Regions from separate parts of the Homo sapiens genome. Here region 2 is linked to region 1. A link is a loop called in an ENCODE intact Hi-C map of the cell type or tissue named here. Cell type or tissue: PC-9. All regions are shown on one strand. Links, peaks and the distances in the headings refer to the core of each region. The heading gives the core; the rest is flanking DNA.

The links. A loop is a pair of places that touch in the nucleus more often than their neighbours do. Peaks named below come from ENCODE experiments on the same cell type or tissue, not always from the same donor. Only the 100,000 strongest peaks of a DNase experiment are listed, where the experiment ranks them.
Region 2: it touches region 1 in a loop (14-fold over the local background); 3 of 110 quality-filtered maps call a loop at or near these places.

Annotation. Positions count from the first base shown.
Region 1 is chr4:41,521,784-41,530,125 of GRCh38, forward strand. It overlaps a transcript of LIMCH1 not described here. Among named protein-coding and RNA genes, the nearest start is that of LIMCH1, 12 kb to the right of the region's middle. RefSeq lists an enhancer at 3,260-3,859. In PC-9, for the core only: no CTCF peak of the experiment used is centred there; DNase peaks (open chromatin) are centred at 3,588 and 5,038; H3K27ac peaks cover 6,256 bases.
Region 2 is chr4:41,315,322-41,323,663 of GRCh38, forward strand. No RefSeq gene overlaps it. Among named protein-coding and RNA genes, the nearest start is that of UCHL1, 63 kb to the left of the region's middle. In PC-9, for the core only: no CTCF peak of the experiment used is centred there; DNase peaks (open chromatin) are centred at 300, 3,710, 4,400, 5,160 and 1 weaker place; H3K4me3 peaks cover 1,204 bases; H3K27ac peaks cover 5,809 bases.

The sequences.
Region 1 (8,342 bases), core at 280-8,279:
TACTTTTAAGTAAGGCCTAGTGTTATATGTCAGTTGATTGATAGATTGATTTTTTCCAATCTTCCCTTTATGTGATAGGGAAGATTCTGCCATATAAGTGTAATTTTTACAAAGGATGAATACCATGAAATATTAAAAACAGCTTAAAAATCTCAATATATATAAAAGAGGAGTTTTGAGGCCGTGATTGCTAAAAATATTAATATAGTTCTTAGATATAGAGGACAAAAAGCATACCTCTTTAAAAGATAATTTTAAAATAATGAATTTTGGGGTAGGACATTTTGTTATTTTTTCTACTTTGCCTAATTAACAACAAAGCTCAGATCTCAGTCTGTCTGGTAGCAATGGTATTTCATCTTATTAGAAAAATCTAAAACTATTAGACAGAGTGGTTGATCTGTCAGCTCTGCAGTCATCAGTGGTCCACAGCTATTGAAAAGGGCATAGCTCCATATGTATGGATGAGGGGTCTCCAAGGTAAATTGTTCAACCTCCAAAATATATTGTTAAGTGAAAAAACAAGGTGTAGGACAGTGTGTACTATATGCTACACATATATATTTTTAAATTCTATATATTTTTTATAAATTCTCCTCTGGAAAGTCTTTCAGGTTGCCTTCAGAGAGTAGGCTGGAGTCCTGTGGTACAAAGGTGACAGTGAGATATTTTACTGTATATCCTTTTGATGCTTTTGAGTTGTCAACAACTGTACAAAAATATTATCTTAAAATTCAGTTTAAAATGACACTGTTAAAAACTACTAAGAAAAGTAATGTATCTGAGAAAAGCAAAAGTAGCGAGAAAAAGAATTTTGTACATTTAAAAATGTGGCTTTGGAGATATCATATCTATCTGTGTATTTTAAACCAGAAGATTTGGGATATTTACACCACCTGAGAGAATGCATTGATCTAAGAAATTTGGGTTCTGGGCCTGAGTGTGCTACTAACCAGCTCTGGGGAAGTCACTCAGACTTCAATTCAGACTTCACCAGGCCTCAATTTTCTGAACTATAAAATGAGAAGAGTGAATAAATTGCCTTCCAACTGGTAAAACCAATAAGTCCAAAATAAGTTATAAAGAAGCATTTTTAAAAGGTTAAATTTATGGTTAAAAAATAAGTGCATTCATGAAAAGAGCAGCCAGCTTGGCTCTCCGTGGGCAAAACAGCACTTGTGCACTCTGAGTACCGCCTCTTGGTAGCAGCATGTTGGAATTGCAGTGAAAATTACCGAGAACAGCCAATTAATCTTGCATGCAAAAATGGAATATCCTGTCTGTCACAATCACTGTAGGGACATTTCTCAACATATGAATATATGGTGGTATCAAAGTCAAAGATAGTCTAAATTCAAGACTATTAAACCATTTGAAAAATTTTTGTTACTGATCTGTAGAAATCTGGCAAGCACAGGTTCTTTATAATTTGTTATAACCTTGGATTGCATGAATTTTAACAGAGGTCAGCAAACTTTTTCCATAAAGCATCAAATAGTAAAGATTTTATGCTTTGTGGCCCCTCAGGTCTCCATTGTAACTACTCAACTCTGCAGTTGTAGCACAAAAGTAGCCATAGACAATATGTAAATGAATGAGGATGGTTATATTCCTGTTCCAGTAAGACTTTATTTATAAGTACAGGTGTTGGACCAGATTTGGCTCATGGATTGTAGTTTGTTGACCTCTCAATTATGATACACTCCTACCCTAAGTTTCTCTTTGCACAGTATTCTAAGTTACCTAATTGCCTGATTCCCGAACGTGGAAATAACATTCTACATTCTACAGCCCCTTACCTTCAATCACTTATTTATGAATAACCTACTTTGCAAATACTACACTTTACCCAATTACCCCGATGCTAACCATATTTTAATTTTATAAGTTGCTTTCCTTGTTTCTCTTCACTCTGGGTTTTTATGTCCTGAAAACAGGCAATGATAGTTGTTTCTCTTGCATTCCCTTGCTTGTGTAACCATTGTTATATAATTTCAATCTTTAGCTGAAAATCTTTTGCTCAAATATCTTTTGTACCTAGGGACTCTTGGTTAGCCTTGTTTAAAATCTTCAGAATATGATTGGCTAACCTCTTATTAAACACATTCTTCCCTTTTTAAAGTGAAACTCAACCACATTGAAAAAGCCACTCTTCTCAAAGAGCAAGTAGGGTCTGACTTAGAATGTGTCTTGGCGAATCATTTGTAAAGATAGAAACTGGTCTTTGAATTTAGTGCATCCCTGGAGAGATCCATGTCTTAGCCAGGAAAATTGGCAACAAGCCTTACCTGAGTTGTAATACCTGGTTCCAGTTCCAGATAATTCCCTCACAACCTCAATCCAGCTCTCCCCCTTGTCCTTTTCCTTGAAGCCCTCCTCAGTCTCTACCTTTTCTCATCTCTCAACATTTCTAAATTCTAAAACTTCACCTGCCGTGGACCAACTTGATGTTGGCAAAGCTCTTCACTTATATGCATGAAGGCTGATAGATTATTGAGATTTACTATATGCTTTAAATTCACTGCTTTTCCTATCCAGCAATTTAGCTGTAGCCCCGGATAAAGGTGATTTGTGTGATCCATCTTGCTTTATGTCTCACTTGACATTCTGCCTTTTTCATGACAGGTTGCTGAATGCTATAAAGCCAGGACTTGTTAAAAAGATCAATAGATTGCCTACCCCCATTGCAGGACTGGTGAGTACGTGGAATTGAGATTTATTTTCCAATATTCCTTTGCTCTAACCTAGGGGTCATGACAGCACCATTTATTACAGTTCTCTCCTGCAATATATATTCCACTTGAATGAGAACGCATTGAATCCATTAAACGAAGAGGTCACTTAAAATGAAAGATTGCAGTCATGCCTAAATGGCATGTTAATCTTTGTTTGTGTTTTTTCCATGAGTGATAAGGACCTTCATTCTCAAAGAGCTAAATTTGTTTTGGTGTGAGAGGCTGATAATTAGGTTGACCCTTGGGGGAGGAATGTGATTTTAATTACGTTTTCTCATTTCAGTTCATCACTGCATTCCCCTAGAATGGAGGGTAGGGGAGGTAGAGAGAAAGAGAATTTTAAGAGAAAACAGTCGTTTTATAATAAATTGCTGCTTTCAATATTATAATCTACTTGGGTTGAAATACCACAATTGTAGGCCAACTATCCTGAAGACATACTGGGGCACTAAGGTGGTCTAACGTCATCTGGAGAACTGTTTAAGCAGAATCCTTGCCCTTCTGAACCTATCCACATAAAATCTAAAACTTACATGTTCATATGTGGTTAGAAGCAGAATATTTTTTTCATGCGTTGATATGTCTTATAATTCTTGGCAACTAATTTTTTAATTGCTTCATCGATGTTGCCTTTGTGTAGAAAAAGGAAAGAAGTAGAAGATGAGGAAGACAATCAAATCTTAGTTTTGGAAGGAATTGGCATATGTGTGTGTGCGTGCACACGCGCGCGCACACACACACACAGAGCAGAGGAAGTATGTAGCTCGGTAATGACTCACTGATTGTTTCCATTGTGATCGCCTTCTGCGCATGTAGTTTTGCAGAAAGCAATGAGAAGAATGTCAAGAATTTAAGCAGGATCCTACGTAGACCTTACTGATTGTTGTTAAAAAGCTTCTTAGCCATATCACGATGACTAATTGAAATTAGATGTGACAAAAAACCAATTGTGTTTGAGAATTGTGGGGGGTCCTTGTGGGAAGGTACATGGTTTCAGCAAGTTGAATGAAATAGATGTTTTCTTTAAGAACTGCTATTTCTGTGGATGCATTTTATTCCCCATATTGGTTGGTAGTGAGCTGGTGATTAGTCGTTAAAAATCTTTCTAATTTTGTTCTTCAGAATCATGTAACCAAATAAGTTAGTTAATATCGAGATAGATACATATATTTGGAAGGAATATATTTGAATAGTTCTATAAAATAAATAATATATAAGTATTATATATCAGTGTATACATATATCAATTATTTTAAAACATTTAGTAAATTCACCTCTTCCAAATGTTAAAGCCAAGGTCTTAATGATCCTGATGAACATCTGTTTGTCCCTAAGCCTATGGCAACTCTGGACCCTGGAGCTCTGGGGTTTAATGTTATAGAAGCAAAATTTGCAGCATAAAACTAAGGAAGGCCCCAGGAAAATCCAGATGAGGAGAAACAAGTCACTCCCAGTCCAGTAGCTAAAGAGAAAAGGCTTTCAAAACCTCAATTTAAAATGGAAATCATAAATAATTTTAGTAAAATTAACTGTTAGGGGCACATGCATTTGTCTTTATATTATTTCCTATCATGGATCAAATGTTGTTTCTCACATATTGCCTCTGTCTTGGAGCATTTGGGCAACTTGATACAAGAAGACAAGGTGACCTCATCTTCTTTCCTTCTATTTATGTTCTTGACTAGTATTCCTCTACTTTCTTTTTTCATTTGGATTTCCTTTTCACTTTGTCCTTGCTATCGCTTTTTTTTTTTTTTTGCCCCTTTCAATGAACACCTCCCCTGCTTACCGTCACCCTGTATCATTTATATTTTCTTAACTAATTTATCATCTTTAGTCCAAAAAAATACTTTCTTAAGTAAAGTCACCTACTAACCCATTCACTAGTGACTCCTGAATCTACAAACCTGGTCAAACTCTTTTCCTTTGCTCCAGTTGCCTTGAGATCAACATTTCCACAAAAACCAGAGCACTTGTGGCCCTGGTGGGAAACAGATCGCCATCCCGCAACCCCCTGTTATGTTCATGTACTTCCACGGTTCTCGCGTCATGCCTGTGCCTCCCTCTCTATGCTCATATTCTTGACTGTGTCCATGACTTCAGCTCTCCATGATATTGACCCAAAGCAGCATTTCTCATCAAGTACTCTCTCCTGAACTCCAGACCTCGTGTTCTGTCTATTGGACAGTTTCATCTCGGTATCCTACTGGCACCTCAAACTTAACATATTCAAATGGGACTTGCATCACCAGTCCTGTGCACCTATTTCCCAATGTAAGTGAAGGCATCATAGACATGCAGTTGCACCAGTTCAGCTATCAAAGAATTTTCCCATTTGTCTACTTGTCTGCATTTCCTTGGCCACTGCCCCAGAGCAGGCCATCCTCATCTCTTGCCTGGACTATAATAGTTGACTCACAGTTCTGCAAACACTCTTCACTCCCATGAATGGTGCCTTTTCTTGTGATATGTGTTATTCATTGAATACTTTCCTCCTGCTCTTCTTGACAAAATTATATTTGTCCATCAAGATCTAACACAGACTAACACATCTTTTAAGTTAAAAAATAAAATAAATTAAATAAAACTAAAGATCTAATGCAAAACAGCCTCCTTTGTGAAACCTTTAGTATTTATAGTCCATTATGATCTTTTATTATAGAATACAGAGAATATCCCCTGGTATAGGAGAAAATGAGTTAATACTCGAGAGAGATAAAAGTAGCTCTGTTCTGAAATATATTTTGGAAAGTAAGATTTTGAATAACTATGGTTAACAGTTTGAAATTAAAGGCCTGCAAGTGGTTTCGTATTCATGTCAAGACACTATGTCTTTAAGTAGTTGGCCATGATCAAACTTACCGATATCTATAATGGGTCCAAATGATGTTAGATGTCCTGGTGATGCACTAAGAAATCACAGCAGTTCTCAGGAAACAATACGACAAATCCACATTAAGGGACATACTGCAAAACAGCTGGCCTGTCCTCTTCACCACTGTCAGCGTCATTAAAAATACTGCCCCGTCCTCGGCCGGGCGTGGTGGTGGCTCACGCCTGTAATCCCAGCACTTTGGGAGGCCGAGGCGGGCGGATCACGATGTCAGGAGATTGCGACCACGGTAAAACTCCGTCTCTACTAAAAATACAAAAAATTAGCCAGGCGCGGTGGTGGGCGCCTGTAGTCCCAGCTACTCAGGAGGCTGAGGCAGGAGAATGGCGTGAACCCGGGAGGCGGAGCTTGCAGTGAGCCAAGATTGCGCCACTGCACTCCAGCCTGGGCGACAGAGCGAGACTCCGTCTCAAAAAAAAAAAAAAAAAAAAAAAAAAACTGCCCCATCCCCAAAAGGCTGGAAAACTGTCGTAGATTAAAGATGACTAAGGAAATATGACAGCCTCATACAGTGCATGATCCTTAGTTGGGAAAACGCAACTATAATAGACATTATTGAGACAATTAGGGAAATTTGAATATAAATTGAGTATTAGATAATAGTATTCTCTCAGTGTTGGATTTCCTGTATGCGATAGCTATCTTTGTGTATATAGGAGAATACTATTGATCTTAGATGGCAAATATATATGCTGGAGTATTTTGAAATGAAATGTCATGTATACAACCAATCCTCAATATGTTTAGCAAAAAAGTCTGGGTACATAATATATAATTTCATATACACATAGAGATAAGAAGGAAGGAAAGGAAGGAAGGAAGGGAGAGAGGAAGAAAGGGAGGAAGGGTGGAAATGTGGCAAAATACTGTCTCTAGATAAAGGGCGTACGGGGGTCATGGTACTATTCTTGCAACCTTTTGGTAGGTTTGAAATTTTTCAATATAAAAAGTTGAGGATTAAAATACATTAATTCTCTTATTTTCAGGGGAGACATAGGAAACCTCAAATAATTAATGGGTTTGAAGATGGCAGAGATCATCTTGTTAGTAGAGATGCAGCCTTTGTGTGAGGGTATTTTTCAAACAATATTTTCTTCTTCCAAATATTCATGACAGTCAGGAAAGGGCAGATAGAAAAATCCCTGAAATACTTCTGAATACATCAGGTTGGTTTTTTCACTTTGTCAGGGGTTGACAGGCCACTGACCGTCTGTTGATCAAGAAGTCCATAGTAGCAGGGGCCATAGAGATCTGAGAAGTGTGGCCAGAGGGTTTTCTATGCCTGGAAGCCATGCCCGTGTGTCTTAATGGGCTAGTGTTGAGAAGCCAATCCATTAAGATGGCCCAGCTGCTTGACTTGAAGATAAATAAAAAAGTGTGTTTTCACATAGCAATATCAAATTATAAACATATGTAGATTTACAAAGGCATGAATAGGTGTATTTTAGCCCCTGAGTTAAGCTGTGGTTACAAAGAATTCAGGGGTGAAGGTGTTAAAACAAAGTAGTTGAAAATCATTTCCTGGCAAGAATGCAAAGACCCTGAATCCGGGTCTGCATTTCTTCTGCAACGATTGCTGACATATGAAGCCGTGTGGTGACTGCCTGCAGATGCTTGCATTCTCTTTTAGGTGTTAGTGATACTGTTTGCTGCTGCCAGAGAGAAAGTCCTCAAATTTAGGTCTTGGCATACCAAAGGTTTTTTTTTAAAATGCTGCACTTCAGTCTGCTAGCTCATCAGTATTGTACTATCGAGCCACATCTTGAAACTCAATTTAGTGGTCATCAGAGATCATGCTAAATGTTGTTTCATCCCAGGAGCTTTAGGTTTTGTGCAAAAGCCATGAATGTATGAAATCTTTGCTTATGATAGGAGTTTGGGGATTAAGCCTTTTCTTGCACAGATTTGAATTGTGACAGCCGTCGTGTGTGCACATATGCACATGTGAAGTATAATTGGAAATAGGTGATATTTGCGGATTCTGCCCCTGAGTGCTGAACCTTCTTAGAGTTGTCATGAAATACTGTTTGATTTTTCCATGGGTCTGTAAGGATAAAAGTGATCTGAGGAAAAGACAATTTTACGTCTTAGATGTATCTTAGAAGGACATCTTAGATGTGTTTGTTTTGCAGATGAGGACATGTGGGTCCATAAAGGGAAATTATTTGCCCCACATTAGACAAACAGTAAAAGATGAGATGGATCCCGAGCCCTGGCCACCCCTCTCCTTGGTTATTACATATACACTGTTCCCAGTTGAAGATGGGACACATTTTAATGACATTTTATTTTACCTTTTTTGAAAAAGAGAGGAAGGCAAAAACTCATTTTTTAAGTTCATCTCTTTTTTTTCTTTCTGTCGGCCAATACCTACAAAATATCTTTCTGAGCTCTGTGAAAGGCCTTACTTCATGTATCACTTCTTAGCCTGATGAACGATGGAAATTTGACGCTAGCTGAAGGTCAGAAGCAGAAGCAGGAATGTGACTGGTCAGATGATCCTACCATTCAGTAACCCTAACCCACTCAGAAACGCATTTTGGGGAAAAGGATGTACTTTTCTCTAATCAAAGATAAGATTTCAAATATGGTTAGAGCTTCCTGCCATGGAAAAAAATGTAAGTTTCCATAAGTTCTTTAGACTTTAGGAAGCTTTCAAAAGTTATCTGCTTTAGTTTATGAAAACTGACATCAGAACAGTTGCCATTTCATCG
Region 2 (8,342 bases), core at 92-8,091, 210 kb before region 1:
TCAGCACTTTGGGAGGCTGAGGTGGGCGGGTCACGAGGTCAGGAGATGGAGACCATCCTGGCTAACACGGTGAAACCCCGTCTCTACTAAAAATATATAAAAAAAATTAGCCGGGCGCGGTGGCGGGCGCCTGTAGTCCCAGCTACTCAGGAGGCTGAGGCAGAAGAATGGCGTGAACCCGGAAGTCGGAGGTTGCAGTGAGCCGAGATTGCGCCACTGCACTCTATCCTGGGAGACAGAGCGAGACTCTGTCTCAAAATAATAATAAAAAAAATGAACAGACTAGATGTAATTGCACAACAGGTTTTCCTGCCTCCTGCAGAGACAAAACCAGTTCACTGAGACCATGGTATTCCGGCAAAAAAAAAAAAAAAAAAAAAAAAAAAAAGAGTTTAATTGACACAAGGCTGGACACACGGGAGACGGAGTTATTACTCAAATCAGTCTTGCCAAGAACTCAGAGGCTAGGGTTTTTGTGGACAACTTGGTGGGCAAGTGGGTAGGGAATGGAGGCTGCTGATTAGCTGGGGATGAAATCATAGGGTTGTGGAAATCGGTCATTTTGTGCTAAGTGCACCTCTGGGTGGGCCTGCAGGGTCAGTTAAGTCATGAGTCACAGGTCCAGGTGGGATCAGCTGGTGGCCAGAAAGTCTGAAAAAAAAATCTCAAAAGGTCAATCTTAGGTTCTACAATGGTGATGTTATCTATAAGAGAAATTGGGAAAGTCACATGTTGTGTGGCCTTTGGCCACATGACTCCTGAGCAGTAAGGGATTACAAAAACTACACCTATATTTTAGCAGAATTCAGGCCTCTCTCATAATCCTAATATTGTGGACTTTCATTAGTCTTACAAAGGTGGTTTTAGTCCCTCAACTAGGAGGGGTTTGGTTTAAGGGAGGGACTTTATCATCCTTGCTTCAAAGTTCAACTATCAACTATATTCCTCCCCAAGTTAGCTTGGCCTGTGCCTAGGAATGACCAAGGACAGCTTGGAGATCAGAAGCAAGATGGAGTCGATTATGTCAGATTTCTCTTACTGTCATAATTTTGCAAAGGCAGCTTTATAAACAGTCCAGAAACAGACAATATGCAGTCACTAGGGTTATGACAAAGGGACAATAAAGCACAAGAAAAAGAATGATCTTCATAAATAGCAATAAATCAATTGGATACCCACATAGGAAAAATGAATCACAACTTCTATACTACATGATACACAAAAATCAATTCCATATGTATTGTATGAAATGAAGCTTCTAAAAGAAAACAAGGATATCTTTATGATCTTGGTGAAGGCAATTATTTTTCAAACAGGACACAGAAAGTATAAACCACAAAGAAAATAAATCATAAAATGGACTAAATTAAAACTAACAACTTCCTTTTTAAAAAGATCCCATTAAGAGAATGAAAAAACTGGCCGGGTGTGGTGGCTCACACCTGTAATCCCAGCACTCTGGGAGGCTGGGGCAGGCAGATCACCTGGTAGGCAAATCTCCTGAACTCAACCAGGAGTTCGAGACCAGACTGGCCAATGTGGTGAAACCCCATCTCTACTAAAAATACAAAAATTAGCTGGGTGTATTGGCACACATCTGTAATCTCAGCTACTCGGGAGGCTGAAGTAGGAGAATTGCTTGAACCCGGGAGGCAAGCAAGCCAAGATTGTGCCACTGCACTCCAGCCTGGGTGACAGAGTGAGACTTTGTCTCAAAAAAAAAAAAAGCCATAACATGGGAGAAATTTGTATCTCACCTATCTGACAAAGAACTGGTCTCTAGAATATATAACTACTACAAATCAGTAAGACAATTCAACAGATACTTTCAAAGCACAAAGCAACATGGATGAATCTCACAGACATGATGAGGTCAAGGAGCCAGACACAAAAGAGTATATGTGGTATGATTGGTATGATTTAATTCATATAAAGTTTAAAAGCAGGCAAAACTTCTGTATGGCCATACTTGTTATATTTAAGGATGAGGTGGCTAGTAACTGAAAAGGGGCATGAGGGTGCTTCTGGGATGCTGGTGATATTTTATTTCCTGGTCTGGGTGTTGTATAAAGAAATGTATTCATTTATGATTTGTACACTTTCTATATATCTACATCTATATCTCTATGCTATATTTCAGTAAAAGTTTGTTAAAATGCCATATGGCTTAGTTGGAGAGAAAAGTATAGATTGGGATTGTAATGAATTATTCTCTGATGAACTATTGAACTCACCATTGTATTATCTACTGCTGCAAAACAATTATTCTGAAACTTAGCAGCTTAAAACAACAAACATTTATTATCATTCAGGGTCTCTCATGAGGTTGCAGTCTAACTTGGCTGGGGCTACAATCATCTGAAAGCTTGACTGGGACTGGGGGATCCATGTTCCAGCTCATTTGCACTGTTGGCAGGCTCTAGTTCCTTGCTAGCTGTCAGCGGGTCTTCAGTCTCTCATTACATGGCCATACAGCACCTGAGTGTCCTCACAACATGACAGCTGGCTTTCTCCAGAGTGAGTGAGCAAAGGGGGAAAGGCAGCCCAAGATGAAAGACACTGTGTTTTTAAATGACCTAATTGTGGAAGCTACATACCATCACTTCTGCTGTATTCCACTGACAACACAGATCAACCCTAGTGCAATGAAAGGGAACTACCCAAGAGCATGAAGACGAGCTGGTAGGGATCTTTGGGAGCCATCTTGTGATGGTTTCCACAGCTATCTTTCTCACAACCCTTACTAGAATATTAATGGAAATTCTAAGATTCTCACACTTCTCTCTGTTATAATTCATTAATATGTACAAAAATCTCTAGCTGCTTTCAAACTGGTGACCCCATTGGAAGAACTTGCCGGTGGGGGTGAGGAGAAACCTGAGAAGAGGGTCAGATTCTTCCATCACTGTCCCAAGGGGCATAGACTCTGTGAAGATGGTCGTTTCTAGCCTGTGATTTCAGAAATTCTGGCAGGTCCCCCTGCCCTTGGTACCTCAACATAATATGACCAGTGATCCCTGAAATAACTCCAAAGGAAACCTATGCCACTGGTGAAAGATGTTCCTTTCCTATCAAATGCAGGCACACTAGCAGCACAGTAAAGCAGTGGTTCCCAAACTTGGCTGCTCTTTAGAATTTCATGGGGAGCTGTGAAAAATGTGAATTCCTGAGTCTGTCCAGAAAACCGATTCAGACTCTCCAGAGGTGGACTTCCAGACTCTGCAGTTTGAGAAGGCTTCTCTCCATCTGTCAGAGTAAGAAAAAAATTTTGAAAATCAATAAAAAAGAAAAAAGAGAAGGCTTCTTAGGAAGTTCTGAGAGAAGAGTTGGCCAAGCATCTGACAGCTGGTCCTGCAGCGGTATTTGGAAACTACTGACATATACCATTAGTGTGTGTAGATTTCAGACCCCTTCTGGGGAGTGAGTTTCAATGTTGGGAGTGAGGGTGGGATAGCCATTTGTCCACAAAGAGCCCATTTTTCTTCCCAGCTCTCTCTGCTCAATGTGCTGAGTGAGATAGTGCTTCTCAGCCTCTTTGAACGCTTTCTTGTCCCTCTGCCTGCACTTTGGTTCCCATCACGTCAGCCTTGAAGGTGGAGTGGCCTGTCAGCACCACAGGCTTGTGACTGGAGCCACAGGATCTCCTTTATCTCCTCAGCTTCAGGCTCTGTTGTGTGAATCCAGGCTAAGAGCAGTTCAATGACTCAGGGTTAAGAGGACACACCGCCATCTCTTGACTCAGCCAGGAGATCCTTCCTCTTTGGCAATAAAAGGACACAATGCTTTGTAGAGTTGCCACTTAATATAGATGAGATTACAGTTTGTGGACTGGATGAATCTAGAGACTTGTTTTCTCACCTATGAGAAAATATGCAAGGCATGGGAACATTCTTCATAGTAGTAAAAATTGAAAATATTTGTTTTTTTCATCCATTCACTCAACAAATATTTGTTGAGCATCTCTGATCTTATCTTCTACTACTGTCTTGCTTATACCTCTCCAACCACACTAACCCCGCTGATCTTCTTAGAACAAACCAGGTACTCCTCTGCCTTAAGGAATCTGCTGCAGCCTGGAACTTTCTTACCCAGTTGTCTACTGAGCTAACTTCCTCACCTTCAAATCTTTGCTTACTTCTCACCTTCTCGATAGGGGTTAACGTGACCACCCTATTTACCCCTGCAACCAGCTTCCCTTCCTTACACTGTTCTACCTTTTATTTTTCCACAGCTCTGTTTACCTTTTAATACACTATTTCATTGATTAGGTCATCGTTTATCGTTTGAGTTCCTCTCTTGAATGTTAAGTTTCATCAGGGCAGGAATCTTTGTCTGTTTTTTTCACCATGTGTCCCTGGTACCTGGCATGGAGTCTGGCACGTAAGAGACACTTGATAAATATTTGTTGAATGAATCAACTGGGAGCCGGAAGAGCAGCATGCAATACAGATAAGATCACTGGTGTCATAGAGCTCATGATTTATTGGAGGTGAATGTAAATGAATTATTACAGAAATGCTTATTTAGTGATAATTGTGATAGCTAAGAAGGAAATATGGAGTTGTATCTGAGAGTATACGAGGGGCCCAACCTAATTAGGGGGCCAGGGATAGTTTGTTGAGGCAGCAACACTTAGCCTGAGACCAGAAGGTGGAGTGGAGTAATCCAGCTGAGGGAGCTGGGAAGACAGTGGAAAGACCCTCTTAGATTTCAAGTAGTTTTCAGTTGTCCGGCTTATAACAACCGGGCATGCTGACAACCACATGGAGGTGCCTCTCTTTTCTCTTGAAGTAGCTATTCAAACTGAGTTTCCAAAAATCTGTAGACTACCTCTACACCAACATCTGAACACCAACTTCAGAATATTTCTCTTGTTACAGATGGATGCTCTTTGATGAATAACATTTTTGATCTTCTGAATGTCTCCTTAATCAGTTGAAAACAAATTAAGTTTTCAATTGATTAAATAAATTTACTCAATCCACTGGATAAAGTTTAAATATTTATTGTATCAGTCCACTGAATAAATAAAGTTTAAATATTCTCAGCAATCAATCAAGAGTTTAAGAGATCTTATCTCAGAAACAAAACCACATAAAGGCTGAGGTAAAAGAGCTTCATACTGAGAGGAAAGCCTTAGTTGATGAGATGAGCAGTTCTCTAGGTATTCTTCCTAGCACTTGAAATAAAGTACTTTGCACAAGGCAACTAAAGAAAATGTCTGTAGGAATTAGGTCAAAGTTGTAATAGTTAGGCAAGGCACGGAGGTTTACACCTGTAATCCCAATGCTTTCAGAAGCCAAGGCAGGAGGATCCCTTGAGGGCAGGAGTTTGAGACCAGCCTGGGCAATATAGAGAGATCTGTCTCTACTAAAAATAAAAATAAAAATAGCTAGGTGTGGTGGTGCATGCCTATAGTCCTAGCTACTTGGGGGGCTGAGATGACAGAATCACTTAAACTCAGGAGTTTGAGGCTACAGTGAGCTATGTCATGCCACTGCACTCCAGCCTAGGTGATAGAGTGTGGGACCCTGTCTCTAAAACCAAAAACATTATAGCAGTTAATTCCCTTCTAGAGATCACCTGGCTGCATTAGGCAGTTTTTTCCTTTTTATTACTCAGAAGAACAAACACATTTATAAGAAAATATACAGGTATGAAATAATGAGTCAGTGGTAAATACTGTGAAAAAGATTTTGAAAGCTTCTGAGTACTAACAGATCTTAAACATTCACTTGTTAATTCACCTCTGGGAACTCAATCTTTGACCTGGAAACAAGAGGAAAAACAGCATCCTTTCTTGAGCAGTATGTTCTCAGCTTCCGAGCTGCCCAGGAGATTGGGCCCCAGATGATACCTTAGAACCAGAATCAATGCTTGTGGGAGGACCATGTAGGCTCCTTCATCAGAGGCATATAGTGATACCTCCATTAATAAAGCCTCTGGGGATTCTGTGTTCTTTTTGCTTTGTTTCTGTTTTATTTTGCTTTTTTGCTAAGTTAGCCAGGTTGTGGAGGGGAATGGTATAACTTCAACTGAGGATTGTGCTGGTTGTGACCATGTCAAAAGAAGCAGTAACTTTATCTCAGGATTTCCCTCTGTATCAGTCAGGAGAGGCTAGGTTATGCTGCTGTAACAAACAACCCCACAATCTCAGTGGCTTAAAATAGTAGAGGTTTATTTTTTCACTTAACAACACATGTCCATCTGGGGCCTGTGATGGGAAAGGCTGCCACAAAGGTCTCTGACATATCCTGGAGACATTTTCTCCATTGTCTTGGCTATTAACATTCAGTTCCTCTTTACTTATGGAAATTTCTGTAGCAGGCTTAAATTTCTCCCCAGAAAATTTTTTCTTTTCTACCACACAACCAGGTTGCAAATTTTCCAAACCTTTATGCTCTGCTTCTCTTTTAAACAGAAGTTTCAGTTTCAGATAATCTCTTTGTTCACACACATGAGTGTACACTTTTAGAAACAGCCAGGTCTCATCTTGAATGCTTTGCTACTTAGAAATTTCTTCTGCCAGATACCCTAAATCATCTCTCTCAAGTTCAAAGTTCCACAGATCTCTAGGGCAGGGACAAAATGCTGTGTCTCTTTCCTAAAGCATAGCAAGAGTGACCTTTACTCCAGTTTCCTATAAGTTCCTCATCTCCATCTGAGAGCACCTCAGCCTGGACTTCATTGTCCATATCACTATGAGTGTTTTGGTTACAACCATTCAACAAATCTCTAGGAAGTTCTAAATCTTCCATCATCTTCCTGTCTTCTTCTGAGCCCTCTAAACTGTTCCAGCCTCTGCCCATTACCCAGTTCCAAAGTTGCTTCCACATTTTCAGGTATCTTTTTAGCAATACTCCACTCTTGGTACCAATTTTCTGTAATAGTCCATTCTCACACTGCTATAAAGAACTACCTGAGCCTGGGTAATTTATGAAGAAAAGAGGTTTAATTGACTCACAGTTCCACATGCTTCATAGGAAGCATGACTGGGAGGCCTCAGGAAACTTATAATCATGGCAGAAGGTGAAGGGGAAGCAAACATCTTCTTCACATGGTGGCAAGAGAGAGAGAAGGGGGAAGTGCCACACAGTTTTAAACCATTGGATCTCATGAGAACTCACTCACTATCAAGAGAAGAGCAAGGAGGAAATCTGCCCCCATGATTCAATCACCTCCCACCAGGTCCCTCCCTCAACACTGGAGATTACAATTCAACATGAGATTTGGGAGAAGACATAGAGCCAAACCATATCACATAATTATTCATAACGGGTGGGAAAGGATGTTGCTAGTAAGTATATTATAGGTGGTCTTTTGGGTATTCTCAGTAGCTGTACGTGCTTGTTCATGTATCACATGTCTCATTAGCATCTTCAATCTCCATCCAGGGGTGTGTTTTTTACTATTATAATGAGCAAAGGGTCAATCTGAGGACAAGTAAAATTAAAATGCGCATGCTTTCTACAGGGGAAAGTCCCTGAAGATAGTTCTGCTTGGATGGGCTTGATCACAATGTGAGTACTGGGGTTTGTTACGTTGCTGGTGCAGTTGCTGTGTCCCACATAACAGACATGGTAACTGACATTGTTACCAGCTCATGTGTTGACGGTGCAGTTTTCATGTCCCAAGGACATGGTTATTTCCTTTACTATCTATCCTGACTCAATAATACTGTTACTAAACTTTGGCAGCTTGTATTTTTTTCTCTGAAATTATATTTTTAAGAGTTATCCAAGTTGACACAAGGAGCCATAGTTCATTCATTTAACTGTAAGAACAGCCCTTCTTGAACCTTAATTGGCACATGAATCACTACAGGATCTTGTTCAAGTACAGATTCTGATTTGGTATGTCTGAAGTTCTCAACTGAAGCCAACACTGCTGGTTGGGCATCACATTTTTGGAGGCAAGGCTGCATAGAATTCCCTTGAATGCATGTGGGACAATTTATTCATTTATTCCCCTGTTGATGAACTCTTAGCTTGTTTTAAGTTTATTTTTACCATTACGTAACATTACAAGTATTACAGTGAGCATTCTTTTGCATATCTCTTGGCATCCTTATGCAAGAGTTCTCCAGAGTATATACCTAGAAATGCAGTGGCTGGGTCATAGGATCTACCACTGTTCAATTTTACTAAGTACTGCTAACTTGCTCTCCAAAGTGGTGGTTTCCACTGATTGCTGTATAAGAAATTTGGAAAAATTCCTTTTGTTCCATATGCTTACTGCACATGGTACTTTCAGCAGTGAGTGTGTCTTTTCATATATTTGTTGAACATTTGATTTCTTTAGTCTTTTTTCTAAGTTTATGTGGTGGATACTAATCTTAGTGT